Linked DNA regions of Homo sapiens: region 1 is linked to region 2. A link is a loop called in an ENCODE intact Hi-C map of the cell type or tissue named here. Cell type or tissue: MCF 10A. All regions are shown on one strand. Each heading gives the region's core, and the rest is flanking DNA. Links, peaks and the distances in the headings are about the cores only.

Region 1 (15,984 bases), core at 7,979-10,478, 530 kb after region 2:
CTCTGTGGTATAAAGTTATTGTTGAAAATATCAAGAAAATCTATGGATACCCCTGTGGGTAACAGAAATAAGGAAAAGTTAAAGCATTTATGTTTATCTATAGCACAGAAAGTCAAAGTGTTAGACTAAGTGGACAGTGGTGTAAGTGTGAAACATCTTACAGAAGAGTATAGTGTTGGAATGACCACCATATATAACCTGGAGAAAAAAAAGGATAGACTATTGATGTTCTATTTGGAAAGTAATGAACAGAAGTTAATGAAAACCTTTTTTAAAAAACTTAATAAAACTGAAAAGGAAGATCTTAATCATGTATTGAAGTAGTAGATTCATCAGTGTTGCAGTGAACATATGCCACTTAATAAGCTGATAATGAAACAAAGATCTACCACAATGAACTGAAAACTAAAGTGAACTGTGAAAATTCAAGAGGGTAGATGCAGAAATTTAAGAAAATGCATGACATTAAATTTTTAAAGATTTCTGATGATAAAGCATCTGCTGATCACAAAGAAGTAGAGCAATTCATTAATAAGTTGAACATCATTGCTGATGAAAATCTGATGATGGAACAAGTGTATGATGCTGACGAAACATCAACTGTTTTGGCATTATTTCCCAAAAAGACACTAGCTATAGCTAAGGAAACAGACCCTACTAGAATTAATGCCAATGACAGAATAACTGTGCTTGGATGTGCTAATGCGGCAGGCATGCACAAATGTAAACTTGCTATGATAGGCCAATACTTGCATCCTTACTGTTTCCAAGAACTCAATTTCTTACCAGTCTAATTATTATGCTCATAAAAAGGCATGGATCACTGTGAACATCTTTTCTGATTGGTTTTATAAACATTCTGTACCAGTGGCTCATGCTTACTGCAAGGAAGCTGGATTTGATGATGACTGCAAAATTTTCTTACTCCTTAGCAACTATTCTGCTCATTGTCTAAAATTCTCACCCAAAATAATGTTTATGCTATGTATTTTTTCTCAAATATGACTCCATTAATTCAGTCGTGTTACCAGGGTATGCTTAAGTCTATAAAGATTAAATATAAAAATGCTTTATTGAACAGCATGCTAGCAGCAGTAAACAGAGGCATGGATGTGGAAGATTTTTTCAAAATGAGTTTAGCATATAAGGGGCTGTATAGGCTGCTGCAAACATTTGGAACACGGTGACTAAAGACACAGTTGTGTGCAGGCCTAACACAATCTCTGGTTTGTGACTATGTTCAGTGATGATGATGAATAAGGTGGTGACTTTGAAGGATTCCATATTTCAAGTGAGAAAAAAAATGCTGTCTGACCTCTTCAGATATGCAAAAAAATATACCTACAGGGTCCCTCAGTAAGCTGGAAGAAGTGAATATTGAAGTTTTTAACATCAATAATAAAGCTCCAGTTGTTCTTTCATTGGCTGATGGTGAAATTGCTAAAATGGTTCTGAATCAAAGTGATCATGATAATAGTGATGATGAAGATGACATTGTTAACACTGCAAAGAAAAGTGCCTATAATGTGTGATGAGCTTATTGAAGGACTAGAGCAGTGTGCCTTTATAACAGGTTAAGAAATCATGTCATTTTATAAAATCAAAAGAGAATTCTAAGACAAAAACTCTTGTTAATGTGGCAGATGACACATTTTAAAAAGCTACCCAGTAGAATGCTAGACATCCCTAGAAGACTCACTTCCCGGTCCTTCAACTCCTTCTGATGTTTCCACTCACCTAAAACAATAAAATACAATATGTGGTAGCCTTTTAATCAAAACACAGCATCGTAGGTAGAGGCTGAAAGCCTGCCGTTGTTTGTTGTTGGTGTTAACAGCTGCTATTCTTGTGATGCTACTGCACTGCTTAGTTACCCTGAACACATTATTTTCTCACTGTATTAATGGTGTGTCTTATTTTTTACTGCTAAGTGCTTATGACACTTATGTGTGATTAAGTGTAATAACATTATTGCTTTTCAATAGCATAAAAATTCAGAGTCAAGGGTAATGGTGATACCAATCAACCACAGATTGTCGACATGGGTGGCTGAGATAGTGACACTTTTGCTTTCTGATGGTTGAATGTACACAAACTTTGTTTCATGCAAAAAGCGATTAAAATATTGCATAGAATTGTCTTTAGGCTCTGTGTATAAGGTGTACATAAAACATAAATTTATTTTTTGTTTAAACTTGGGTACCATTTCCAAAGTACCTCATTATTCATATTTAAATATTCCCAAATCTGAAAAGAAAATCTGAAATTCAAAACATTCCTGGTCCTAAGAATTTTGGATTAGGGATACTCAGCCCATATAGTGCATATATATCAGAATTTGTTATGTAGAAATTTAAGAAGGTAAGTTTTGTAAGGTACTCAATACAGAGCCTAGTGCATAGTAAACATTCAAGAGTGCCTACTAGTCGTTGTTATTATTATTATTAACATGGTCATGGCTTAGCCAAACATTAGGTGTATGGCCTTGGATAAGTCATTTGTCAGCTCTGTGTCTCAGTTTATTCCTGTATAAAATGGTATTAATAGGAGCAACTGAATTAGTTAATAAATGAAAATTTGAAGAGTCATTCCTATCACTTACAGTCTGAGTAAACATAAATTCTTCATATTATTTATTAAAGAATTGCTTTCACTAACCTATCTTCCACATTTGAGAGTCTCACTCTTTCAGTTGTGGAGTCATGTTTGTTTACAGGTGGGTAGAGAAAACCTGGATAAGCTGATGTTGTGTTTCTGTGTCTTCCAGCCTGTCATATCCCTTTTGTCACTACACTATTCATGCCAAACAGTGATGCCCAGCTCTCATAAACCAACAGGGAAAAAAAATCCCTGTTAGATGGCCTCTTTACTCAACTCACTCAAACAGTACTTGGTGATAAAGGGGCTTCTGTAATTCTGCATGCTTCCCTGGGGAAAATTCCTATTTCCACTTGTGTGCAAGTTTGTTTCTACATTTTAGAAAGTTGCTTTGTTTGTGATGATGACTCCCAGCCAAACACCTGATGGGGCTCAGTTTACAGAATTCAAGCTCTAAATTTAGGTTAGATACAGGGGAGGAACAATGAATGCAGAATCAAGACCAGAAGAAACAAATAATAGTCTAAATTTTATATACAAATTTTCTTCAGAAATGTTCAGACCAATTTATACAATTGGATTCAGATAAACATTATGTTGATAACTTTTCTTAAGCACATCTCACTTTAAAATTATAATCATATTAATATTTGCTCTCAACAAAAATATCCTAGGATGGATGTTATTAATCCCATTGTGAATTTGAAGAAACAAAAGCTAAGTTAAATAGTTTAGAAAAAGTAAGACATAAGAAGGGAGAAGATCAGGACTTAAATCTTTGCCAAATCTCATCACCCAAACAGCAGGTGGATGTGCCGATATGCATTAAATCCCTTTCCAAACGTTAAACATGTAAGTTGTTTCTAATATCTGGCTATTAAAAGTAATGGCACAATGAATAGATCAGTGCATTAATCTTTTTTATTGCCTCTAAATAGATAGAATACTAGGAAGGGACACACTAGGTCCAAAGGGTATGTAATATTTTTAAATTTTTTTTTTAGGACATGAGATGAAATTGCTTCCCAGAAAAAAGCAGGAATGAGTGCCAAATTTGTGTATTTTCACCCACATTATCATTCTTTAATCTTTGAGAATTTGATAGGTAATATAAAGTGTTAATTTACATAATTACATTAAAATGAGATTGAAAACTATTGTTTCTTAGCCATTTATATTTATTCTATGAATTTTCTACTAGTATATATATTTTTTTAAAAAATTGGAGATATTAGTGGGATTTTAGCAATTGATTTGTGGGCACTCTTCATAGATTAAAACATCTTTTTGACTCTGACATATTATTGCATTTCCCTTGGTTAGTTTTTGCTTTTAAATTTGTTTATGGTGGTTTTGTTGTTTTTAATAGGTAATTATGTCTAATACATATAATAAAATGTACATTTTCCCGTTATAAATTATCTTTTTATTTTTGGCTTTTCTCCTTCCCCGTAATCACATTCACATGTTTACTTTTAAGCCATCTAACCCTTTTGCAGTTATATACCTCACATATAATTCTTCAAACTTCTTGGTATTATTATAGAATAATAAGGTTAGGATATAAATTTATCTTTTCTCAGAAAGCTAAAAATGTTAACTATTTTAACTCTGTTATATATAGATCTTCTCTTGTCGCTTTTTTTAGACCTTTTAAACCTCTAATAGGTATTATCCTGTCCTTTTCATTTTGCATTTTTGTACTATTTTTGTAAATGTTAGCATTATTTTAGTTTCCGTCATTGTCTGTGAGGAAACTGATGATCCTATAAAGATAAATGGTGAACTGCATCATGGAGTTGATACGCGGTATGGCGGAGACTGGATTAAACCCAAATTTTCAAGCTCTAAATGCTGTATAGTTATCATCATGCTGATCTTGCCTGTTTTATTTTTCCTCCTTTTTTTCTCTTCCTCTTAGTTCAGATAGCATATTTTTTTCTTATATTTTAGTGATAACACATAGTAAATGCTGTCTGACATCTTCTTACATCTCCAGTGGTGCTATATTTCTAGAGTAAACTTTCTGGTATATTTTTAAGGGAATGTCCCCATTATGTTTATGTAGTCTTTTCATTAGCCTAAGGCCACTTCCACGGCTCAATACCCCTGCCGGTTTCCTTACTCTGGAATAATAAGTGCTCTCTTCCAGTAGTTTGCTGTGCAGCACAGATAAGATGTGTGTTTTCCCTTTGTAATCTCTCACGGTACACCTGGATGCTGCCAGAACACCCCTCTCAGATCTTCAGCTTGAGGACAGTTCAATGTGCAAAGTCTTTGCCAAATTTCCATTTTCTGGCAGCCTTTAGCTAATGCAGTTCTGCAAGATTAAGGAATGATCTCTTATCCTTCTCGTTTTTGCCTGTTCTTTCAACTCTGAAGGCTGGAATTTTTTCCCCTGAACATTTGGAAATAAACGGTATTTCATTTGCCAGCCTCAGAATCACTGCCCCAGTTTACAGTGGCGTTCCTATCCCAGGGCTGGCTTCCTTATTTGGAAATGTTCTCACTGGGGCAAGCTACATTACTGAGTGCTTAGCCTCTAGGTCAAATGCTAAAAGCACAGAGGGGGCTAGTAATGACATGAAACTGAAGAAAGCAGGTTCACTGTTTTGGTGCAAATCCTGTCTTTCTGAGGTCACTGTACAGTGGGACTGTACCAGAACCTTATACTCGTGATCTTCCTATGTGGCTGTGTTTGGTTTACTTCTCAAAATATGGGGCAGGTCAGAGTATTTGCTGAATCTGGCACATCTGTGTGTAGCAGAGGAAATTATTCCCAGAATGTGGCAAATCACAATCAGTACTCTCTCTTCTACAGCCCTGGAAATTTATATGCTTGTGATTTCATGAGTAATTTGAGTATTGGAGGTGAATGAGTCTATCATTGGGAACTGTTAGTCATCAACATAAGACAAAAGCCACAAACTTGTTTAAAAATTCTACTATCACACAAACTTGGAAAATTTATACACTTGTGGCACATCACATCCACCCCTCTTCCTGAAAATGCCTGTTTTGTAGCACATGATTTCAGGGAAGTTAACGGAAAAGATCTTTCCGTTCCCTTGTCTTCAGGCTTTGTACTATTTCTGTATCTCTTTCTCTTTGCAGAAACCAGCACTGTGAAGCAATTGTGAGACACATAATAAGTGGTTTTAAGTTGTTTCTAATTCGATTTTCTTCTCTTACTGTTTTGCTCCATAGTTTCCATCCACTCCTTCTTCGTTGCTATGCGTTTCTTCATGAGAAGCCAGACAAAAGTTACGCTAGCTCTGAAAAAGGACTGAATTATTTTGTATTTCTTCTTCTACTTCAGTTATTTTTAAGAACCGCACATAATAAAGTCCAGTGCTTCTTATCTTGAATCAACAACTTTTTGTTCAAGAGTATTTTCTACTTTGTTTCTTCCTCCTCATGCAAACATGGTTGTGCAATTACCAGTACAGACAATTTCTCATAACTTACAGGGCAAATTGTTACAGGTAGTTTCAAAGACTTGTCCATAGCTGAAAACATGATACATCAGTGGTAGAGCCCAAAGTGGATATAAGGATGTTAATCTTATGTGCTTATAGTTTAAAATTCTAATATGCCCACTGTCTCATTGGGGGTTACTATTATTCATAAATAATAATTATAAACTAATATGAAATATATTTTTGGTGAACTATGATATCGTATAAATTCTTCATAAATCTAATAAAATGTTACCTTGATTATGTTCACTTTTATAACAATTAAGAGGAGTAATTGAGACAATAAATATAAAGTGGTTAGCAGTGCCTGGCACATAGTAAGTGCTAAATAAGACTTCATTATCATTATGTATTAAGTGGCTAATAGGTGTCAACTGAGCTGCTCTTCACTTCACAGCTAAGGAAGGCTTTATAGCAAATCATTTAATTATCTAAATTTCTTTTTGGCTTTTATATATTCCTTGTGTCTATTTTATCTACCTAGTATCATTTCATTTACAGTGTAATTTAAATTGCAGTATATCATTAAGTAATTTAGAATTTACATATTAGAGAGTGCTGGGTTTTTCTTCATCTATTTAATTTCCTCTAGTTGTATGCTTCACTGAAATGGCCAGGTCCAGAGTTCTATTTGTTGAAAAGCAAAAAAACACACTCTCATAAGTCTACTTGTGACTGTTTGCCATAGCCTATGCTTTAAAAAAGTTTAAAAATAAAGAAAAAATACTTTAAAAATGTTTTTATGCCCTAATATTTTTTACACAGTGAGTATATAAGAAGGAACCCTGTGATTGAAAATAAGCAACTACAAAAGGAAGACAGGCAGTTACATAGATGACTGCCACAGGATGGGTCAGGAAGGCAGACAGACACAGTCACTACAGCAGCAAAATACTCTTCAGGTCACTACATGTGACCGGGGTAACATGTTGGGGGAGGTCTGTATGTTTAAAATGGAAGACAGTAATGATCCATTTCACAGATACAGTAAGGGTTTTGTTGTTGTTGCTGTTGTTGTTTTAAAATGAAGAGTTCCTAACAAGTTACCTGTAGAAAACTATTGGGCTGTGTCTCCCTTAGCAGCCTAGGGTGAAACTGATCACCGCAGTGATGTTTACTTTGTGTTCACAGATGTCATATTTACGGTTATGGCTGGGATGCCCAGAAACAGATCCTTCTCTTCATTGTCTTCAAAGATAGGACTTTCTGATACTATGTTCCTTGCTTACAGGATGGCAGCAGTAGTTAATCCTCTCATTTTTCCAAAGTTAGCCTTCTGCTCCTTCTGGGTGATTGTTATGTTGGTCCCTGTTCTTCCTTTGTTCCAGGTAAATAATTGGGAAATGAGAAGAAATTGAAAGTATGTGGTTTTATTTATCATCATTCTAGGCTTTCTGTCTACTCAATGTCCTCTTCTGCCCCAATATAAAGCAAAGCCCAAGTCAGAAGAGGTATTATATCTGGACAGGAAGTGAGAAAAATCAGAGCGGCATAATGTGTAGGATTTGACATATCCCTTGAGGGGAAGCAGAGGCCCAGTTTTCTTTGAGAAGGAAAGGCTGAACCAGCCAGAAACACCCACTTTCTGCATTGTCTGGCTGCCGGCTGCCTGCGAAATGCAGATGGAAAAGCTTGATTGCTTTCAGGAAGAAGCAGCTTCTCCCCAGGTATCCACGCTTACCTGTGGTTAATCAATCTTTCTTCAGTACCTCATGTTTCTATTTTCCTGCTCCGTCTTGCGTCCCCCTGTAAAGAGATTCTCAGTTATCTGTAGTTCAAACCCACTAAGGTGTGATCTGATAGTGTTTTAAGGGAAAGGTTTTCAGAGTAGGTGTGTGTGACAAGAGGCTAAGAGAGAACTTGAAGCTACTTAAACACTTTATGTTTAATTAGGACTGCCATCGGTTACTCGTTAAAGAAACTTGCCTATCTAGTTTAACCAAATAGTGGTATAGGTGTAATTGTGCCATCTAATATAGTGACCACTAGCCACATGTGACTATTTAAATTTAAATTTAAAAATACATTCAGCATTTATTCCTCAGTCTCACTAGCTGCATTTCAACTGCTCTGTATGTGGCTAGTGGCTACTGTATCGGGTGGCACACAATATTGCAGGAAGTTGCGTTGAGCAGCATTAGATGTGGGCAGTCACATGCTGGTGACACTCAAGGTACTTCTAGATTCTTACCAGGTTATTCGTTATGTACAGATGTCCAAGAATCCTCAGCTCAAAGTGACTGTTCCTTCTCCAGGCCTCATGTCAATGCTCCACGCAGGAAAGAGGGAAAGAGCAACAAAAAGATGATGACAGCTCATTCCCTTCCCACTTTCTGTTTTTCAGGAAAATAATAACTTATTCAGAGTTCCCAACTGTTAAATTACTTCTTATAGCACATGAAACGAAAATCGGTTGCATGGCTTTCCCCAACTGGGAGAAGGACTGGGGTAAGTGAATATGTTTAATTGGCACATGGCTACTACAAACAAAGTCAGAGTTGTGTTGGAAGACAGAAGGGAGGAATCAAAATTGAGTAGGTAACATCAGAATCTGAAACACATGGGATACCTTTTTTATAGCATCAGTTTGCGCTTAATTTAAAATATGTGCTTTGAATTTTTGGTAAGTAAATTTTAAGTAACTTAAAACGGTGCATATTTAAAGAAACAGGGATATGCTGTACAGTAGAATATTTCCAAATTACAAATTTTTGGTAAAACATGATGATACAAAGAAATGTTGTCCCTTGGCAGGGCCAATTTAATATATACCTCCACATACTGTTAGGGTACTTAGCCTTCTTTTGCCACTAGGGGGATTTGGGTTTAATAGTTTGAAGGAAAAACATACATTAGGTGCTTCTTTTATTAGAACAGTTCTCATTTTCATGGGCGGCTCTAGGCAACTGGTAAGTCTTCAGGGTCTCAAGGAATAATGAGATCTCTCACACTGTTAGAGCTGAGGAGCTTTTGGTTGTTTTGGGTCGTGTGAGTTTTACAGCTTTTTGCAATGCCTCAGATAAAACCAAAACAATTGTGTATAAAAGGTATATTAGTGCCTCATCTGCCTTACACAGCTCTTTAAACTCTTCCTAAGATCTTCTTAAAATGAAAAACTGGGTTTGGATTTCTTAATGTGATGGTGGTGGAGAGAAAGCATCAATCTAATTTTTCTGCTTTCTAATTTTTCAAAGTATACTTTCAAAATGTGAATATCCACTTACAAGTGAGTTTGCTTTGAAAGTACTATGGTATATTTGTCCTATAGTAGGATTCTTTGGCAGTGGGGACTCCTTAATGAACATAGACATAGGCTTACTGTACCACAGGGGTGGCCCCCTCAAGAAAGGTTTTAGTAGAGGTTAACTATGATTTTGCAGAATAAATGACCAATAATAGTGTATCGATTTTCCATAATTGCCCTGACCTTCTCTCCCACATCCCAATATTTTTAATAAAACAAAATGGGATTTTGATACATCTTGATTCTTTGATGCATCCATCCTAAAATTTGCAAATTAGCCACAAATATTAAAGACAGAAGTAGCCTTACACTTTTTCTTTGTGGGTAATTTTTTAATCTTTAATTTAATGGTTTTAAATATGTAATATTTAACATTCCTCCAGTTATACCATTGTGTTTTATAGCTAGGACACACTCCGATGTGCTTATGTGTTACTATGCTCATCATCCTTCACAAAAGCAAGAAAAATAAAATGAAATAAAAAAGACTCTACTGTTTCCTTTACAATTACTTATAAAGTCAGATTAATATGAGAGCATAGATAAACACAGCCAAATGTAAATTTTCAGATAGGGCTCACAGCAACAAGTGAATAAATTGATATGCATATGTCTTCGACACAGAAAACCAAGGCAGCAGACTTTATATTTGGTTTTGCTGGAATGACAAGATTGGAAAGAAATGTAAAAGATTATTAAATAAATTTTTGAACCTTTTAAAACCAAACTATATTGTACATATAAAAGAAAGCAAGTCATACTATACTGCCTGATTTACTATTAAAAGGTAAACACATTTTTATAACTACTACCTGTATCAGAATATGAGAGACCCGGTGTCTCGAGAAGCCTCTCTCATGCCTCCTCCTAGCGTTGCCTCTCCACAGGTAATTACTATTCTGAATTGCATAATCATGAACTAGGTTTGTCAATTTTTTTGCATTTTATAGGAATGGACTCATACATATAGTACGTGTTGTTTTGTGCCTGGATTATTTCGATCAACACAGCACAACTGAGATTTATCCATGTTGTATGTAGCACTGATGCAGGTTATTTCTTCTTGATCACTTTGCAAGCCAGAAACCCCTGGTCAGTGATGCCCTGCCCAGGCCTCACTTAGCCATGCTGGCGTGCCCCAGCTCACCTGTGTTATAGCTTGTACCTGCATTTGGCAGTTCCCGAACTCTTGTACTGTGCCCAAGAAGAATGAGGATATGCTGGACACTGAAGGGTGAGGAGGGCCGAGAAAAATTTTATTGAGTGACAGAACAGCTCTCAGCAGAGACGGGATGCAGCATGGTACGGGAGGGAATCCCCTACCCAAAGATGGGAAAGTCCCCCTCTATGGCTGGATCTGGGGTCTTTTATGGGCTCAGAATGGGGTGTGTGTGTGCTGACTGGTTTGTGAGTATGCAAAAAGGGTTAAAGCGAATAAACCACTCAAAGATGTACATGACAGTGTAGAAAACCAATTAGGAAAGAGTAGGTATATGTAAAATAGGTGAAGGGTGGAGATCAATCAGAGGAAAGAGGAGAAGTTCTCAATTCAGTCCAAGGGTTTAACTTGTAGCTTGATTTTCAGGCTTTAAACTGTCTTTGGCTTGGTGGTGAGGTTTCACTGGGGACCCGCCCCTGTCTGCCTAGGCATTTGGCTGCCTCCTGTCAGTATCAGTAGTGATTTGTTCTTTTTCATTGATGTGCAGTTCTCCATTTTAAGGATGTAACATTGTTTACCTTTCTACTGCTGATGGTTGAGTTGTTTCCAATTTAGAGTTCTTATTAAGAGTGCTGCTTTGAATATGTAGCACTAATCTCACATTACAAATTTCTGTTCACTTTTTAATTTTATGTGTATACTTTAGAGTGGAACAGTGGAGATGCAAGGTATAGCTGACTATAGTCAGCTTGTTAGATACTGCCAGTTTTCCAAGGAGATTATAACAGTTTATGCATCATCATCAGTGTTTGAGAGTTGAAGTTATATTCCTTGCCCTCACCAACACTTTTCATTGTTGGCTATCTAAGCCATGCTTTTGAGTGTAAGATAGTATCTCATTGTTAATCTGCTTTTCCCTGATCATTTGGAATATGCAACAGCTCTTCATATTCTTAAAGGCCATTTGTAATTTCCTCTTTTGTGGAGAGATGTTTTGTCATTAGTCTCCTTTTCTAAAAGGGTCATCTATCATTTTCTTGGTAGATTTTTTTTTTTTTGAATTTTAAAATATTCTGAACATCAGTTATCTTTTAGAAATAAATATTACAAATATCATCTATCTGAAGCTTGGCTTTATATTCTTTAAATCTTTTTTTATAAATAAATGTTATTAAAATTTATTGAAGATGTGGAAACATTGCTACCATGCAGCAGAACTTAATAAAGATTCCTGTAAGAAATTTTATATCTCATTCATCAGTATTTCTGAGGTTTTTGTTTTGTTCTGTTTTTGTTTTTATTTTTTGTTTAACCAATCTGTGCCCATAAATTTCTATAAATCTGTCCTATAAATTCATTTTTCTCTCCTGTTCAAATGCTTAAACATTTTTGTTTTCAGATAATTATTTTATATGTAAGTTAAAATGGCTTATTTGTAATATAAAAATATTTACTGTTTCAAGCCGCAATAAGGAACATGCTTTATTTGCTGAGCTGGCTGATAAGAATGAGGAAATTTGCAAGACTCTGGAGGTCGATGGATAACTGAATTATGTTATAAAAAGAAACCATGAAACAATGAAGGCTGGCTGACAGGTTCTAGAGTTTGAAAAGCTGTAGCTTTAAATGTTGGAGATGCCTGTAGGAAAGAGAAAGTTAGGTGAAAAGGGTGGAACAGAAAGTGCTTAGATTTTTATTAATTTCTGCTGTATGGCTACAGTGAATCTCCCAATAAAGTCTACATTGCAAGCTGTTGCTTCCTAGAATTGTATCTAATTTAGGGGAAAATGTGCAAAAATTTCTGAAGATGATGCATGATGGGCACAAGTAAGTACAAACGTGATCATGAGGACCCCATCACATCTGTGAAATCCACAATTCTAACATATCTACACAGTGCAATTTTCAAGTGCATTTTCAGTTAATTATAGAAAAATCATTTATTATTCTTTATGATATCATACTTTACAACGAAAAGTTAGCCCAATTATTTTAACTGTTTTTTCTCACTTTAATAACATTTATTTAAATTTTCTATGTGCCTTTTATTTCAGAAGTTGATATAGTCTTGCAGCAATATATTTATTAGAATAAATAAAGTGATATCATATTTTCAACATGCTATAATTCTCTAAATTGTGGCCATGTAAGAATTATGCCAGAATATATCCAAACTGGGTTAGTCATTTTTCTCTTTTTGCTACAACAAATTGATGTTATTGTTTAGATTTACATTAATAATAGAGAGAGTAAATTGCCATCTTGTGTTTACAAAGTAGGTTTTGTTTTATTTGACATATTTTAGCCATGCCCTTGGTTTTTCCTCTCACTAACATAATTTGGCTGGGGGAATCTAGTTTTTATTGTTTCCAGAAAAATGAATACTGGTAAGAATTGATAGTAATATTGATAATTGCCTGCCTTAAATGTTGACATGTATTACTGAAAAAAAAAACGAATACTGCACCCTCAGAAGGATACTACTGGTGATATTACTCACATTCAAAAACTGTATTTATTGCCGTATACCACTAGATTTTCTTCTCCTGCTTCATTCTCTGTTTTCTCTCCTGTAGTGTTAGAAAGTAATAAAATTCACTAGACTACTATTCTTGACAAACCAATCCTGCCCTGACAAAAGAAAGACCTTAGAATAAAACCAATCCTGCCCTGACAAAAGAAAGACATTAGAATAAAATTTCTATAAAAAGAATTTCAAGACTTCTACAATTTTGACTGCATGCAAAATTCACGTAACATTTACATTCACAAAGGTTGTCCACGTTGTTATTATCATGGGTGAGAACTAATCTAATTAGAAAGAGTGCCAATGCCCCTGCAGGTGGAGAAGGGGTAAGATGATTGACACAGAGATTTTGAGTGTCAAAAGTAGAGTGCTGATGTAATACTTTGTTTAGACTTTCAACAAAGGTTTTCAAAATCAAGAACTTTAGATGTTGTTAACTCAGACATTTTGTAAAATGACAGATAACTTATTCTGTGTGGGATCTTCTAACCAAAAAATTAATTTTTGCCTTTGGCTGGCTGTCAAGGGCTGATTAGGTAGTATAGAAGTTGAATAATAAAGGAGTTATTTTTTAAATAGAGGAATTTTTGTCTACCACGTTCCAGCAGGAAAAAGAAAAAGAGGACAGGCACGGTGGCTCACGCCTGTAATCCCAGCACTTTGGGAGGCCGAGGTGGGTGGATCATGAGGTCAGGAGTTCAAGAACAGCCTGTCCAGCATTGTGAAACCCCGTCTCTACTAAAAATACAAAAACCAAAAAAATTAGCCAGGCATGGTGGCGCATGCCTGTAATCCCAGCTACTCAGGAGGCTGAGGCAGGAAAATTGCTTGAATCTGGAAGGCGGTGGTTGCAGTGAGCTGAGATGCTGTCAGTGACTCCCAGGATGGAGTCACTGCATTCCAGCCTGGGCGACACAGCAAGACTCCCTCTCAAAAAAAAAAAAAAGAAAAGAAAAAGAAAATTCTACCCTATTGCAAGTGGGATTAAGGATTTTTTTTTTCCTAATGGATTACACAGGAAATCAGGCACAATGCTCTATAAACATGTAGGAAATGTGTTTTGAGCACCTCTATTATACAGTATGAACCGAGGACTTCAGGGAAATTCTTTATACATGCTGCCTTCCATGTGTCTATGGAAAAAAAAAAAAAAAAACCACAACCTAAAATTCCTGATAAGCATTGGTATCTCCTGTTGGAAAAGTTATTCTGCATTCAAGGAAGATGGCTTCAAGATTTTTTTACTTCTTCCATTAGCCTGGAGACAATGATTAGGTGACAATTATCTTTGTTCTTATTTCTCCTCAATTTCCTTATAAATTGGTGTGTAAGTTCAGCAAGCTTATTATTATTAATACTTGTTCTGTATATTTTACTGAATTATGGGAAATGTGTCACATAAGAGCAATATGCAGTGTGCACAGTTCTGCTGAATGTTTTTCCTGCCATCTGTCTCGATTCTTGTCTTTGCTTCTCCTACCTTGCTCTAATAATCAAGCAAATAAAGCAAACAGAGAAAGCAGCAGCAAACTCGGTAGTTTTTCTTTCATCCTCTTGTTGATAATGTTTATTTTGACATCAAATATCGTCAACACTAATACAGATTACTAGGAGGCAGTATGTTGTGCTGTGGGGGTAGAGGGCTTTGTAGCCAAGGGTTTGAATCCTGGCTTTGCCACTTACTCAGAAAAGTGGAATTAGACAAGTCATGTACTTCTCTGTGACTTAGTTTCCCTTATATAAGATAATGATAATAATACTTAGCGTAAGGTGCTGTGTAATTAGAGATAATGTTCTTAGAACATAGCAGGCATGATTTAAATGATAGCTAGAAATCAAAAGAAAAATCTACAATCTCTTTCCTTAAGTAGCTTGGTATATAATGGGAGATATATGGAACAAAGAAAATAATTCAATATATTAGTATATAATTTTTCCAAATGATTAATCAGGATAATCAGTGCTAGAGAATTTTAGAAGCCAAGTGAAAGATTCAGTACCATTCATAAACTAGTGCCCTTTTCTCAGCCAAAAGCACCACAGTGAAATCATTGTCTTAGGCAGTTCCCCTTAACAGCAGTTGCTGCAATACACCAGGAGTGGCTATTGGAGGTTAGAAAGCTATTGCAAAAATTTAACAACAAGCTGGAATTGTACAGACAGATAATGCTGTTCACATTGGAATTAAAAGCACTTAAGGACTGAAGGGAGCAAGCAGCACAAATAGGTAATTCGCTCACCAAATGCTAAACAGAGATAAGCATAATGTTTTTCCATAGATAGATAGGTAGCATCATTGATTTGAAATAAATTAAATTGCATTGAGCTGCTTATTAATCCAGAGAAAACCAATTGGAGCTATGAATAAGAATCTTTCCAAATTATTTCCCTAGCCACTTCACACCCTGGTGCTAGTGTTGAATTTAATAAAACAGGACCAAAGAAGCTGTGGCAATTGAAGCCTGTAGCTTAGCTGCAGAGCTGAGAAAGGGTATACGCAGCTTTATCCAGGCTGTTTCACAAAGGATATATAATATCCACAGAAAGAACCTCAGGATTTGCTCCCTTCTAACACCCTAGCCCTCCCCCGACTCAAGGCCTCCTACATTCACAGATATAGAAAAGATATATATTCTAATGCCCAACAGAGTAAAAATAATAGCTGTATTATTCTATATTTGCATAATACTTTATAATTATCAAAGTGCAGTGATACATATTTTCAGTAAGTTTCTATTGGCTCTTTCCTATATTTCCAAATATATACTTTAAATATGTATTTCATTTTCTCAAAAGTTGCAATCTCTGTGTATTAAATTGAAAAAAGAGGCCAGGTGCAGTGGCTCACACCTGTAATCCCAGCACTTTGGGAGGCTGAGGTGGGCGGATCACCTGAGGTCGAGAGTTCGAGACCAGCCTGACCAACAGGGAGAAACCCTGTCTCTACTAAAAATACAAAATTACTTGGGCATGGTGG
Region 2 (14,877 bases), core at 1-2,500:
ACAAATTACATTACGTGTCACCAGATGCATGTCCTTTGGTGTTGGTACTTTGTTTTCATTGGCGATATTCACCAAGTGAAATTACTTCAGCAAATGTTGTGTGCCTGTGTGTGTGTGTGTGTCTTTGATTTATTGATATTGCCGAAATATTTTTTAAATGATTGCAGCAACTTGCACTGGATGTTGTTATATTTTGAATTTTTGCCAATTAGCCCAAGGCTTAAGTATCCCGTTAATGACTTGTAATCCTCACTGTGCATTTTACTTTTATTCTCCTTGACTATTAGTGAGGACAAGCAGGATTTTGTATGTTTATTGACTCTTTAGATTTCTTTTGTGAATTTCCTTAGCATAAGTCTTTGCTTATTTTTCTATTGAGTTCCTTTTCTATTTCTCACCAATTTATAGAAGCTTTTTGTGTAGTAGGGAATTTATGCCTTTATCTATCATATCTGTTGCAATATTTGCCCCAATCATTTGCCTTTGATGTTGTTTATGGTGTTTTCCTTTTATGAAAATATGTGTGTAGATAAATATGACTATTTTTCCCTTATCACTGCTAAGCTTCCTGTTTTTTAGAAAGAACTTTCCCATCTAAAGATAGGAAATTCTTCAAAATATTGTTGCAATGATTATATTAATTTAATGTTTATATTTAAATTTTTAAAATTCCGTCTGGAGTTTATTTTGGTTTAGAGTATGAAGTCAATATATATCTTTGTTTTATTTTCGAAATATGACCAAGTATTTAAGTATACATTGATTGATAAACTCCTAATTCCCAACTTGATTCAATTGTCATGCTTGTAACAATTCCTTAAATTCCTAACACACTCTTTTGGATGCTCTACTCTTTACACTGATCTTTTTCTTTCTTTTTTAATTTTTCCTGTGCCTGCTTCTGTTTTTTTTTTTTTTTCAATTTTAATTTTGGTGAGTATATAGGTGTATGTAGTAATGGGGTATATGAGATATTTTGATACAGACATATGATGTGTATCATCCCAGCACTTTGGAGTGTTGAGGTGGAGGGATTGCTTGAGGCTGGGAGTTCCAGGCCTCAGACTATTTTGATTATTGTGATTTTATATTATAGTAATAGCCTTTCAGTATCACTTTTTATGATATAAGCTGTATTTTTTAGGGTTAAAAGAGGATAAGTATATTTTAACTTGAATTTTTATTATAGTTGAAGTCATTATGCAACATATAAAGTGTTTCTGTTTTTCGATGCTAGATTATTATACAAATATGTGAATGACTTTTTAAAGTTAAACTACCCTTATAAGGCCAGCAGAGGGAGTTCAAGGCACTGTTTTACTAGTGAGGAATTACAAATTGTTTAAGAATATATTCTTTTACTGATTAATGGAATAAAGTTAAGAATTCAAAATATTCACTCAAATATCTTGATTGGTCAAAGTTTACACATACATAATCAAAAAGTGCCTATATATTTATAGCCCTCCAAAAGTCAAATCATTTAGGAATGAATCTAAATTTCCTTTTGAAGGAGGGAAATTTTTGGCATATATTTAGTTTATGTACACAGTGCAGATAACATAAAATTGAAATGAGTATAGTAAATGTGATTTCTACTTACCTTTTATGACCAAAGTCAGAAAAAAATCAGAAGACTGTAAAATAGTTAATAAATATATATAAATATATATTCTTTTGTCTTATTTGATCACATGAGCATAGTTTTCAAATGTAAGAATATACATAGAAACAGAAGAAAACCTTGAATGAATAATACCTCTAAATATTTTTAAGTGCTTTTCCCCTTCAAGTGTAGGAAATTAGAAAAGGATGAAAACATGATCAGCTAAAAGGGGATTGACTATTTAGCAGGAACTTTATAAATGAACTAATCTTGGATATGTTATTCCAATGGAAGTTTTGTTTGCAGCCTGCTGCTCTTTGCTATTTATAAATACTAGAATGATGGAGACTGCTAGGAAGCAGAAAATGCTTCACTGAACTTCTCGGTGACAGTAATTCAATCAAGCAAAGGTTACAAAAGCCCTGTGGGCTGCTTGTTATGTGATAGCAGAGGTAGACCTGATTTTGTTGTATCAGATATTATTTAAGTCAGGAAGCTTAGTGTTAAATTTAATGCTCTATCAAAGTAAGTCTATTATTCTGAGTTTGATATATCCATTTCATTTTTGTTCTAGATTTTGTTCTGTTTGTTTTCTATATATATTATCTGCTGTGTGTGTGTGTATGTGTGTATATATACAGGCATACCTCACTTTATTGCCCTTCGCTTTATTGTGCTTCTACTGTGGGTAGAATGCTATCAAACAGCATTGCATGCTACAGGCTACAGAGAAATCTTTTCTGAAGAGAAAAATTGGTTGATGAGGCAAACTTCATTGTTATTGTCTTATTTTGAGAAATTGCCACAGCCATCCCAACCGTTAGCAACCACCACCTTAATTAGCCAGCAGCCATCAACATCGAGGCAAGACTCTCCACTGACAAAAAGATTACGACTTCCTGAAGGCTCAGATGATCACTAGCATTTTTTTAGCAATAAAGTATATTTAAATTAAGGTATATACATTGGGTTTTTTTAGACATAATGCTTTTGCACAGTTAATAGACTACAGTATAGTGTAAACATAATTTTTATATGCACTGGGAAACCAAAAGATTCATGTGACTCACTTTATTACCATATATACTTTATTGTGGTGATCTGGCACTGAACCCACAGTATCTCTGAAATAAGCCTATATAGATTTATTTATATAATATTGTGATGTGTAATTTATTTTATGAAACACAATATATTATAAATAAAATTGAATATTTAAAGGTATAATAATGTGTTGATAAAGGTTTTAAAATTTATTTTAAAACTAAAATTTCTCAACTATATGCTATACATAGTACAGCAATAATTAAATTTTGAAAAAATATTCAGAATGATATATTTAAACTCTTATCATTATTGAATTTTCCATGCTTTCATTTTAAATATTTTACATAAAATGAGCATTTAAGTTTTGAATTTTGCTAGGAAACACAAATATAACAACTTTTAAATTCCTAGTCATACTTCGCAAAAAGTTGTAGTATTCTTGTAAAATACACTCATTTTAAAACAGGCTTAGAAAACAATTGTAAATAATATATTTGATTATCCATCTTTTCTTGGAGATAAGAAATAACAGAGTATTACCCTAAAATGCATTATAAAGCAAAAAGTTATACATATTTTAGTATATAAACTTAAAAATATTTCTATATTTTTAAGTAAAAATAAGCAGTTAAAAGACAAGCTTCAAACTGGGAAAAGACATTTATACAATATATTAAAGACACAGATCACAGAATAAACTTTTCTGATTCACAGGATAAAGTTTCCCAATTCAATATTTTTTAAAAAGCAAGCATTTCCAAGTATAGGTATTTCTTAAAAGAAAAAAATAAAAATGATTTCTAGATACATTCTCACCAGAATAAGCAAATTTGCATAATGAAGTTTTTCATCTATGTTTTTTGCCTTTCAATTTGGCTAATAAAAACAATGATAATGTACAGTATTGAAATTTGGGGAAGCAGTAACTCAGGTGCATTTTCAGGGTGTCTAATTTGATGCAATTTTCCAGACAATTTCTTGACATTTATCAAGAGATTAAAAAATATCCACACACTTTGACCTGATAATTACATTTCTGATAATTTATCCTAAAGATATAATCTTTGTCATTTTACATTGACTCTCCCTTTTTCCTGGAAGCTCTTCCTCAGATAGCTACATGGCTAACTCCCCACTGTCTTCTCATCTATCTTTACTCATATGTCACCTATTCGATAAGGTCTTCCCTAACTAGCCTGTTTAAAATGCAGATCGAATCCTTCCAACTCATACTCCCTTATTCTGCTTTTTTTTCTTTACTCCATAGCACAGTACATCTTCCAACATACTTATAATTTGTGTACTTATCGTGTGTATTGGTTATCATGTCTTCCCTCAGTTGAATTTAGGCTCAACAGGGACTGAAACCCTTGCCTTGCTCCAAGATGTCTCATTTCCCCAATTTTCTGGAAGAGTATCCAGCATGTAGTAGGTGTTTATAATAAATATTTGTTGAATGAGTGAATGTCAAGGATATTAATTTTAACATCATTAATGATAGCAAAATTTTTTTAAAAAGAAAAAATTTATCTTAAAAATTCCTCTGGGAATGGTTAAGTAAATCATGATCTATCCATGTGTATTATTTTCCTAGGGCTGTCATAACAAATTACCACAATCTGGGTGGTTTATGACAACAAAAAATGTATTGTGTCACAGTTCTGTGGGCCAGTGTCTAGAATCGAAGTGTTGATTCCTTCTGGAATCTCTGAAGAAGAATGAGTTCCATGCCCCCTAACTTCTAGTGGCCACTGGAATCTTTGGTGTATCACTGCAATCTATGCCTCAATCTTCATAACACCTTCTCTCTGTCTGTTGCCACTTCTATACTCTCCTAAGGTCACGTACCATTGGATTTAAGGCCCACCCTAATCCAGGATTATCTTATTTTAAGATCCTTAACTTAATCACATTTGCAAAGATTCTTTTTCCCAAATAAGGTCACAGATTCATGTAGACATATTTTGGAGGGCCACCATTCAACCCACTATAATATGTTACATTGTTACAGCACTATTTAAAAATCTTAGTTTGGTTACTGTTTAAAATCTTTAAAAATGTTCATAATGTAATGTTTAATTTAAAAAGTAGGCTGAGCCCAGTGGCTCATGCTTGTAACAGAGAGATTTTGTCTCTGCAAAAGATAAAAAATTAGCTGGGTGTGGTGGTGTGTGCCTGTAGTACTAGCTACTGAGAAGGCTGAGGTGGGAGGGTAACTTGAACCCAGAAGTTTGAGGCTGCAGTGAACTGTGATTGCGCCAATACACTCCAGCCTGGGCTACAGAGCAAGACCCCGTCTCTAAGAAAGAAAAAGAATAAAAGGAGGATACAAAACTTTATTTCTATGTGCATATGTGTGTATGTTTTTGTGTGTGTGTGTGTATATATATGTGTGTATATATATGTGTGTGTGTGTATATATATATGTATATATATATATATATACACACACACATATATATTTTCACACAGAGAAAATAATCCAAATTTTGACTTTTTTTTTCTTTTTTTTTTGAGATAGAGTCTTGCTCTGTCACCCAGGCTGCATTGTAGTGGCATGATCTTGGCCCAATGCAACCTCTGCCTTTTGAGTTCGAGCAATTCCCATGCCTCAGTTTCCCAAGTAGCTGAGATTACAGGTGTGCACCAACACCACCAGCTAATTTTAGTATTTTTAGTAGAGATGGGGTTTCACCATGTTGGCCAGGCTGGTTTTGAACTCCTGACCTCAGTTGATTCCCCCACCTTGGCCTCCCAAAGTGCTGGGATTCCAGGCATGAGCCACAGCGCCTGGCCAAATTTTTGAATTAATAATGTGAAGGAGGTGCCGGGCACGGTGGCTCATGCCTGTAATCCCAGCACTTTGGGATGCCGAGGTGGCTGGATCACCTGAGGTCAGGAGTTTGAGGCCAACCTGACCAACATGACAAAACCCCGTATCTAAGAAAAATACAAAAATTAGCGGGGCGTATGGCAGCGGGCGCCTGTAATCCCAGCTACTTGGGAGGCTGAGACATGAGAATAGCTTGAACCCGGGAGGCAGAGGTTGCAGTGAACCGAGATCGCGCCATTGCGCTCCAGCCTGGATGACAGAGAGAGACTCTGTCTCAAAAAAAAAAAACAACAACAAAAATAATAATAAAATAATAATGTGAAGGAGGAAATATACCAAAGAAATTAAAGAAAGTCTAATGCTGGGATGCTGGTTGGTAGGAATATAGGTGGTTAATTTTTCTATTCATAATTTCTAGCATTTTCCAAAATTTCTATTACAAGCTGATTTAAATTTTTATATTTACAATTCTCTTACTATGAAAAAACTAAATTAAAATAGACCTCATAAAATGATTTATTGGAAAACTAGAAAAAATTAAGTTTCAAAATGGCACAGCAATTAACCATTTCTTTTATATCTAACACCATCAGTTTTACCGTCATGAAATTTTTATGTCAATCTGTTCAGGAGGCTACGAAGTCATTTGTCCCTAGGGGTTTTCAGGAAAATATGAGAGAACCATTCAGTTGGGAAGTTTAGAAATTCACCTTTCAGAGAACAAGTGAAGCTAACACACTCTTGGACTCCCTTGTAGCCTTATGATTTAGTCAGTTTTAGCATAGTATATACATTTTATGATTTACCAAAAGCATATTAATTAGATTAAAAGTTCTCATCTTGTCTTTGAACTTGTCTTCTTTGGCCTGCTTTTTACATTTGACCTTATTATGCTCAATTTCTTCAATTGCTCTGTTTTCCTAATTGATTAATTAATGTCATAAGTGTCACCATTCTGTGTTCTCTCTCTCTCTCTTTCTCTTCCTTTTCCTCTTGTTTTCCTTGCCTTACCCAGTGAGCTTGAATTTGTATTTGGGAGCATTATCAGTCATGAATGGGGAGCAGGTGCTTACACAGGAGGCTTGCATTTGGGCTGTCTGAAGAACTAGTCTCCCCTATCTACCTGCTTAATAGCACATACGAGGTTACTTCCGCAAAGCACAATAGGCACCACACAGGAGTCTGGTCTGTGCCAAGACTGGATGGAAGCCGTGGAGGGAATTGTGAATATAAATGTCACAGAGATTCCTGTGGTTTTGTTCTCATTTATTTGAACCTTGATTGACCCAATTATTATGTGCAAAAACAAAACAAAACAAAACAAAACTGTAGAGGTAGAGTCTCCAAGATAATTGGGTATATACACTGGATGATCCTGGGAGGAAGGTAAAGATAGGGAAGGAAAATAAATAATTAGTTCTGTTTTAATATTTTAATGATTAAATTATTTAATGCAATGTGCAATGTTCTTTTCTAGTGATACATATGTGGGAGATCTCCCAAATGTATATATAGTGTACAATAAAGTCAAATATACTTAATCTGTTCATATTTATTAATAAACATGAATTAATTAAAGCAGGGAAGAACTTGATTTGCAAACATTACCTATATTATCGGAGGCATAAATGAGAGCAGTTTCCTAAATTTGCTAATTGTTCTGTCCTGCTGTGGACATTAGCCAGTATTAGGCCTTTTAGCCCCAACATGAACACTTCCATTTTGAATCTCGTTCAAAAGATGATACCTCCAGGAATTCAGCAACCCTTTACTTTGAAAATCTATCCGGTGTACCTCTAGGGAAATCTACTGGATTGTCTCTCAATTAGCCAGCTAAGTCTAATTCTCTCAAAGCCGTTTAGCACCACATCAATGATCGGAGAAGCTACATTTTATCAGATTGCATTTAAACTGGTGAGGAGAGTCACCTCCCCTATTTTGCACATGATACTGAGTACATTCTGGTGATGACCACTCCTCAGGCTTCAAATGTGAGCATGTCAGTTACACACGAGGAAAGTAACCAAGTCCCTGCCAATGGTCTTTCTCGATCTTAATCTTTGGTTCTTCTATTTACCTTAGATAACATTTGTAAAAGGGAAGGGGTGGTTACATTTGAAGCTAAGTGACCTAAGTATTTTGTACCCAACCTCTGATGGCTTCTGGAGATGAGGGTCATCAAACCAGAAGAAAGACTGACAGTAAGACTCAGACTTTCTTCTAGTGTCGCCTGTCTTCCGAGAATTAGATTTTTTTTCCTTGGTTATTTTTAGAAGCAGCATGATTGCTGCTGCCCAGGGATTAAGAACCGCAAACCATGTTCTCTATGAAACATTTTCAAGTCAGGACTGTGCCATATTCATTTTTATAATATTTGTGATGTGCCAGCATCATCAAATTCCAATAAACTTTTCTTCAATGCACCTAGGTTCAAGTCTCTGCTGGGACACATAAACATGAGCCAGCCATTTAAGTTCCCTGAGGCTCATTTTCTCCATCTATAAAATGAATGTTTTAAGATGCTGCTATTGTCCATTTTGAGGAAAAAACAGGCTAATGTTAATAAATATATTTGTAATCTATGGCATTGTATGGGAAAATAATTACCATTTTCACATGCTAAAAGTGTTTATAGATAAATAAATGCTGTATTGTTGAAGCTCTAAGATAAGGTTAAAAAAAGTTGTTGGAATACCCAATTTGAATCTTGACAAGGAACATTGGTATACAATTTTTTTGTCATAATATCCTAGTTAATTTTTATCCATAGCACTTTAATCACATATTTACTTGTTTGTTTTAAATATTTTCTCGCTTGTTAATAACATTTACTGAGGAAGAGACCTTGGTCTACCATGTTCCCAGCTGAATCCTGAGCAGTTAAAAATAACGTCTGGCACCCAGTAGACACTCAACTATTTTTGAAATAGATCAATACTACTTCATTGCAGAGAACCACTCACCACTGGATCTCAGTCTGCTAATGTTTCTGTCTGCTTAGTATTTTTGAAACTTCTTGAGACTGGAGAATAGGAATGATTTTTAAGATCACAATTTTTGTATCTTATGTAAATTGAAAAGAAAAATATTAAAAAGCGTATGTTTGGAGAAATATGTTTTGCTGCTGAAAATTACAGGATTATGCAGGGGACAAATTATTAAACCACAGTCGTATGGCAGGCAATATATGTTTTACTTTAGATCATTAAACTTAACCTTTTGTGATTAATATCATACTCTTATGTGACATTTTCTAGGAAACAGATTTCAGCACTTGTTTTATGTTTAAAAGCATTACTGGCTTTCCTACTAACAAAAAAACATTTTTGAGTGGAATCTTATAATCCATAGCAAAATCTTGTCTTTAATCAGCATATACAAATATTGTTTCATGTTTATTCAAGCATGCACTAAAGTGACTGGCATATTTTTGGCAGTTCTGGTCAAAGTTTTTCCCCTTTTCAGAAATGTTAAACCAAACTGACAGTTTGGATTATCTGACAGCCTTCATCCACAATTGTCTAATTTTTTCACAATGTGAGCCAAATTATTTTCTTGTATATAGAGTACAAAAAAGATTGAAATGTTATTTCCTATGATTGTTGCTTTCCAATTTGAGAATTTATGGAGACGTTATAGCTACATGCAAAGACATAGATAGTTGATATGAAATATTCCTGAAAGAATCATGTTAAGGATTTTAGAAACTTTCTTTTATATTCCACTTGCTCTGGTGGAGGTAATTTAAATTTTATTCTGAATTTGAACATTTTAGTTTTGCTTCTTTCACTTGAACACTTTTTAAAGATGTCTGTCTTTCATTTCTCTCTGAATATCATTATACATTTTGATAATTTGTTCTTCTCTGACTGATAATGAAATTTATTTTAGCATTTTAAGTTCTAGATGAGAGTTGCTGGGTCAACTGGCACTTCCTCAGTTCTTAAAACAATTCCCTTACTTTTTTTTCTGTTTTGGCAAAAAAAAACCCCTTAATTAACAACTTATTTTAATTGGTGTTCACTTAATCTAATGATATTCAATATTTTAATCTAGAGGAAAATATCCAAATTCCTTATCACTGTCTTCCTTTATCTAATATTGTGATAGTAATTCCAATTTAAAAATAATTCTTATCAGTAGATAACACGCAGGGAAAATACAATAAGGCCCACTAATTTTGAGAGAAACTACTTCAATATACCATGTTAGAACCTATATTGTATTTCACTTGATAGAGAAATATTACAAAATTAATTAGTACCATTGCCTTAATCAAAACTCTGCTGACTGCAAGCAATAGAAACTAATATGAGTGAATTTAAGAGAAATAGGAAATTTAATAATAGATGTTGAGTTATCCAAGGAACTGAAGGGCAGAAGAGCCTCTCTTGAGTAGAGTCAAGACAAAGAAAATCATTAGGATTCCTAGCTATAATAATCTGTCTCTTTGCTCTGTTTTTCTCTGAACGTCTGTCTCACTACAAAGAAGTTTGTAGACAGACTTCTTTTGCTTCTTTATATCCATGACGGAAAATAATTACTAACAAATACTAAGTTTATTATCAACATTGTTTCATCTATTCAAATTGACTATCTGTGACCCTCAGTTTCAAGTTCTTGATACATTTTTTTTGTTCTCCTTTTTTTTTTTCTAATTTGACTTTGACACTCTGGTAATCATCAGTAATACCATTCACCAAATATTTCTGTCTTGGTTTCCACCTTGCAAGCATACGATAGGATTTTACTTCCTAGCTCCATTGCAGTTGGGTGAGTCCATGTGATTTATTCTGGTCAATGAGCTGTGAGCAGTAGTGATGTGTGTCATTTAAATATCAGGAAGGGACTCTATAGAGGCAGATTTTCCTCTGTTTTGATGATCAGTAATGTTACAGTTAATGGTTGCTTTATCAGCCTGAGTTCATGAATAAAGAGAAGGCAAATTAAGGTCCCCATCCATCCTTCAATGGAGCCAGAAATAAACTTTACTGTTTTAAGTCACTGGGATTCGGGGATCGTTTGTTTGTCTGTTTGTTTGTTTGGTTTTAGCAGACACAGCCAAGCTGTTTGGACTAATATATACATGGAATTGTGTTAGATTTGCAATATTAGCATTTAGACTTGATGTGTTATTTTAAACCCCTGGGCCACTATTTTGTTCCTCTGTTTACTCTGCATTCACACTATTTTCTTGCCTTTGGTTCAGTACCCATTTTCTTCTGTCATGTCCTGTTGCTGTTGTAAGAATTCTCAGAGGATAATAGACAAAGGCATTAAAGTGTATTGGAACAAGCACTGACCTATGAGTTACGATACATACATTCTTTTATGCATCTATCAGCCATGTGACAATGTGGCATTTTATAATTTGGGAGTTCAGTTTCTTCATATAAAAATATATTATACTCTGCCTACCTCAATCAGAGTGTATAAAGAGTAACATACTATATTATACAAATATATGTTCTATTGTCTATCAATCTAGGTATCTATCATCTATTTTTCTTTATATAAATTCCTTAGGTATATTTTCCCAAGGTGTAGCTGAGAATTATTTTATTTGCTCGGTTTAGCCAATAAATATGCAAGCATATAAATTTATAAATAATGACAATGATATGTAACAAATTGGTAGTAATTACTTTAAAATACTGTAATTGCTTCTAAACTTTTGTTTCCTTACTATTTCTGAAATTATGCTTGAATATAGTGATGAAACCAAATGATAATTCATATGGATCATGTCTAGGTGGAGATTTAACTGTGTTGCCCATTGAGTGTCAATAGATAGCACTAAGTTTATACCATTACATCTATGTTTCTGATTGCACACTGTGATCTATCAGTCAAGAGCAGTGGCATGAGATTTGGAAGACAGGAGCAGTCTTTCTGTCCTCTTTGAGTGTCATTCTGTGAGAAACAAAGTCCTGGAGAAGTGAAGTCTGTCTGCAGCTGCTTCTCAGCCTTCATTCTTCAGCTTTTGCTATTGAGAGGGACATATCTGGCATAAATAATAATATCTTTTTAACTTCAGCATCCTGACACCTTGCAGTTATAGCTTATGTTCTTGAAACCAGTTGTTCCAGTAGTAGATAAGGAGGTGGTAACTTTAGCAGGTCAGTTCTTTTTCTGTTCTTTATTTTTGGAGGCACGGTTCAGAGGTTGCTCTTGCAGCTTTCTCAATTATACTGTAAGCACCTAACCTGTATTAAATTTACTCTTACATAAAATATTTAGAGAAATAGTTCTAAAACTTTGATATGCCTCAGTATGAGGTGGTGGGCTTTTAAAAAATCATATTATCTGGCTTTGCTGCCAAAATTCCGATTTATTAGGCATGGAGTAGGATCCAAGAATATGGCTATATGAGAAGTTCCCAGATTGCTGAATCATGGACCACACTTGAAGAACCATCAACTTAGAGTATTTTCTGTTCCTATTCAGAATCTGTAATTAAATAGACCTTGTCCTCAGATGTATCAAATAATCTAGGCCAACCACAATTATTTCTGAAACATTCAATAATTGGGCTCATTATTAAGTGTTGCATCCTAAATAGACACTGTTAATTGAGTTTACAACAAAATGCTTATCAATAGGTTTCAATACAGATTTAATAATCATTAAGGAATTCTAGAATTACTTATGTTCAGTGTATATTTTAATTTTTATTCTTTGCAATAAATCTTGTTTCAGTGATGTCATACAGTAACAGTATCATACAGTGACATATACTTCTTTTTTTCCCCTGATATTTCTGCCATCTGAATATAAATTAAGCTCAGACAGGTAATATTTTTGTCACTATGGATATTTTTAATAACTTCTGTTTTTAAAATAGAAATTTAAACAGAGCTACCATTTAAAATTTTGTCATTATTTCATACTGTATATATGGTAAATATTCTCATTTTAAATTTTAGTTTAATCATGATATTTTAACTTAGTTCAACTCCATATATTTTATATAAGGATTTTGAGATCCAAAGATAAAAGAACTTAGAGAAAGAGTTGAAGCTATAAACTAAATCATTTCACACCTAGTCCAGTAATTAAAAATTAATACATATTAATTTTAGAGCAGTTTTAGATTCACAGCAGAATTCTGCAGAAAGTACAGAGAGTTTTCATATACATCAGCCCTTGACACTCCCAGTTTTGCCCACTATCAACACACCACATCAGAATTACCCATTTGTTACAATCGATGAACCTACATCGAAACATCAAAATCATTGTTTCCATTAGGGTTCGCTCTTGGCGTTGTACATCCTGTGAGTTTAGACAAAAGTATAATGACATGTAGCCACCATTGTGGAATCATACAGAATAATTTTACTGCCCTAAAATCCTCTGCACTCCACCTGTTCATCCCTCCTTCCCCTTTTCTTCATCTATTGATACAATCATTTGATTTTTTCTTCTTTCACCTGGTAATACGATAAGCTTATTTTTGAATTTTGAACCAGTCTGCATGTATGAGAAAACTCCCACTTCGTCATGGTGCATAATTCTTTTTATACCTTGATGAATTTTGTGTACTTATATTTTGTTTAGGATTTCTACATCTATGTTCATGAGAGATAATGGTCTGTAGTTTTCTTTTCTTGTAATGTCTTTGTCTGGGTTTGGTATTAGATTAATACTGGCCTTACAGAGTAAGTTAGAAGGCATTTCTTCGTTTCTGTCTTCTGGAAGAGATTGTAGAGAAGTGGTATAATTTCTTCATTAAATGTTTTATAGAATTCAATAGTGAACCCATCTAGGCTGTGTGCTTTCTCTTTTGGAAGGTTATTATTTATGCAATTTCTTTAATAGACATGGCCTTATTCAGATTGTCTATGTCTACTAGAAAAAATTATATTTCTTTTTGTGTAAATTTTGGCAGATTTTGTCTTTTAAGAAATTGATAAGGGGTCCGTTCAAAAATGGCCGAATAGGAACAGCTCCAATCTGCAGCTCCCAGCGTGATCGACACAGAAGACGGGTGATTTCTGTATTTTCAACTGAGGTACCTGGTTCATCTCATTGGGACTGGTTGGACAGTAGGCGCAGCCCATGGAGGGTGAGCCAAAGCGGGGTGAGGCATTGCCTCACCCAGGAAGTGCAAAGTGTCAGGGGATTTCCCTTTCCTAGCCAAGGCAAGCCGTGACAGACTACCTGGAAAAACTGTACAGTCCCATCCAAATACTGTGTTTTCCCCACAGCCTTAGCAACCAGCAGACCAGGAGATCCTCTCCTGTGTCTGGCTTTGCAGGTCCCACGCCCACAGAGCCTTGTTCACTGCTAGCGCAGCAGTCTGAGATTGACCTGCAAGGCTGCAGCCTGGCGGGAGGAGGGGTGTCTGCCAATGCTGAGGCTTGAGTAGGTAAACAAAGTGGCCGGGAAGCTCAAACTGGGCGGAGCCCAGCTAAGTCCAGCAAGGCCTACTGCCTCTATAGATTCCACCTCTGTGGGCAGGGCATAGCAGAACAAAAGGCAACAGAAACTTCTGCAGACTTAAAAGTCCCTGTCTGACAGCTCTGAAGAGAGACACACATAGGCTCAAAATAAAGGGATAGAGGAAGATCTACCAAGCAAATGGAAAACAAAAAAAAGCAAGGGTTGCAATCCTAGTCTCTGATAAAACAGACTTTAAACCAACAAAGATCAAAAGAGACAAAGAAGCTATTACATAACGGTAAAGGGATCAATTCAACAAGAAGAGCTAACTATCCTAAATATATATGCACCCAATACAGGAGCACCCAGATTCATAAAGCAAGTCCTTAGAGACCTACAAGGAGACTTAGACTCCCACACAATAATAATGGGAGACTTTAACACCCCACTGTCGACATTAGACAGATCAACGAGACAGAAAGTGAACAAGGATATCCAGGAATTGAACTCAGCTCTGCACCAAGCAGACCTAATAGACATCTACAGAACTCTCCACCCCAAATCAACAAAATATACATTCTTGTCAGCACCACATCACACTTATTCCAAAATTGACCGCATAGTTGGAGGTAAAGCACTCCTCAGCAACAAACAAACAAACAAACAAAAAATAAATCACAATAAACTGTCTCTCAGACCACAGTGCAACCAAATTAGAACTCAGGATTAAGAAACTCACTCAAAACTGCACAACTACATGGAAACTGAACAACTGCTCCTGAATGACTACTGGATAAATAACGAAATGAAGGCAGAAATAAAGATGTTCTTTGAAACCAATGAGAACAAAGACACAACATACGAGAATCTCTGGGACACATTTAAAGCAGTGTATAGAGGGAAATTTATAGCACTAAATGCCCGCAAGAAAAAGCAGAAAAGATCTAAATATCAACACCCTAACATAACAATTAAAAGAACTAGAGGAGCAAGAGCAAACAAATTC

What was found. Hi-C counts contacts between places; a loop is a spot of excess contacts. Peaks named below come from ENCODE experiments on the same cell type or tissue, not always from the same donor. Only the 100,000 strongest peaks of a DNase experiment are listed, where the experiment ranks them.
Region 1: a loop joins it to region 2, with 7 times the contacts of the local background. A loop is called at or near these places in 3 of 110 quality-filtered maps.

Annotation. Positions count from the first base shown.
Region 1 is chr12:81,790,187-81,806,170 of GRCh38, reverse strand. No RefSeq gene overlaps it. Among named protein-coding and RNA genes, the nearest start is that of PPFIA2, 39 kb to the right of the region's middle. In MCF 10A, for the core only: a CTCF peak has its summit at 8,964; a DNase peak (open chromatin) is centred at 8,900.
Region 2 is chr12:82,313,529-82,328,405 of GRCh38, reverse strand. No RefSeq gene overlaps it. Among named protein-coding and RNA genes, the nearest start is that of CCDC59, 37 kb to the left of the region's middle. RefSeq lists an enhancer at 13,777-14,278. In MCF 10A, for the core only: a CTCF peak has its summit at 1,304 (motif pointing right); no DNase peak of the experiment used is centred there.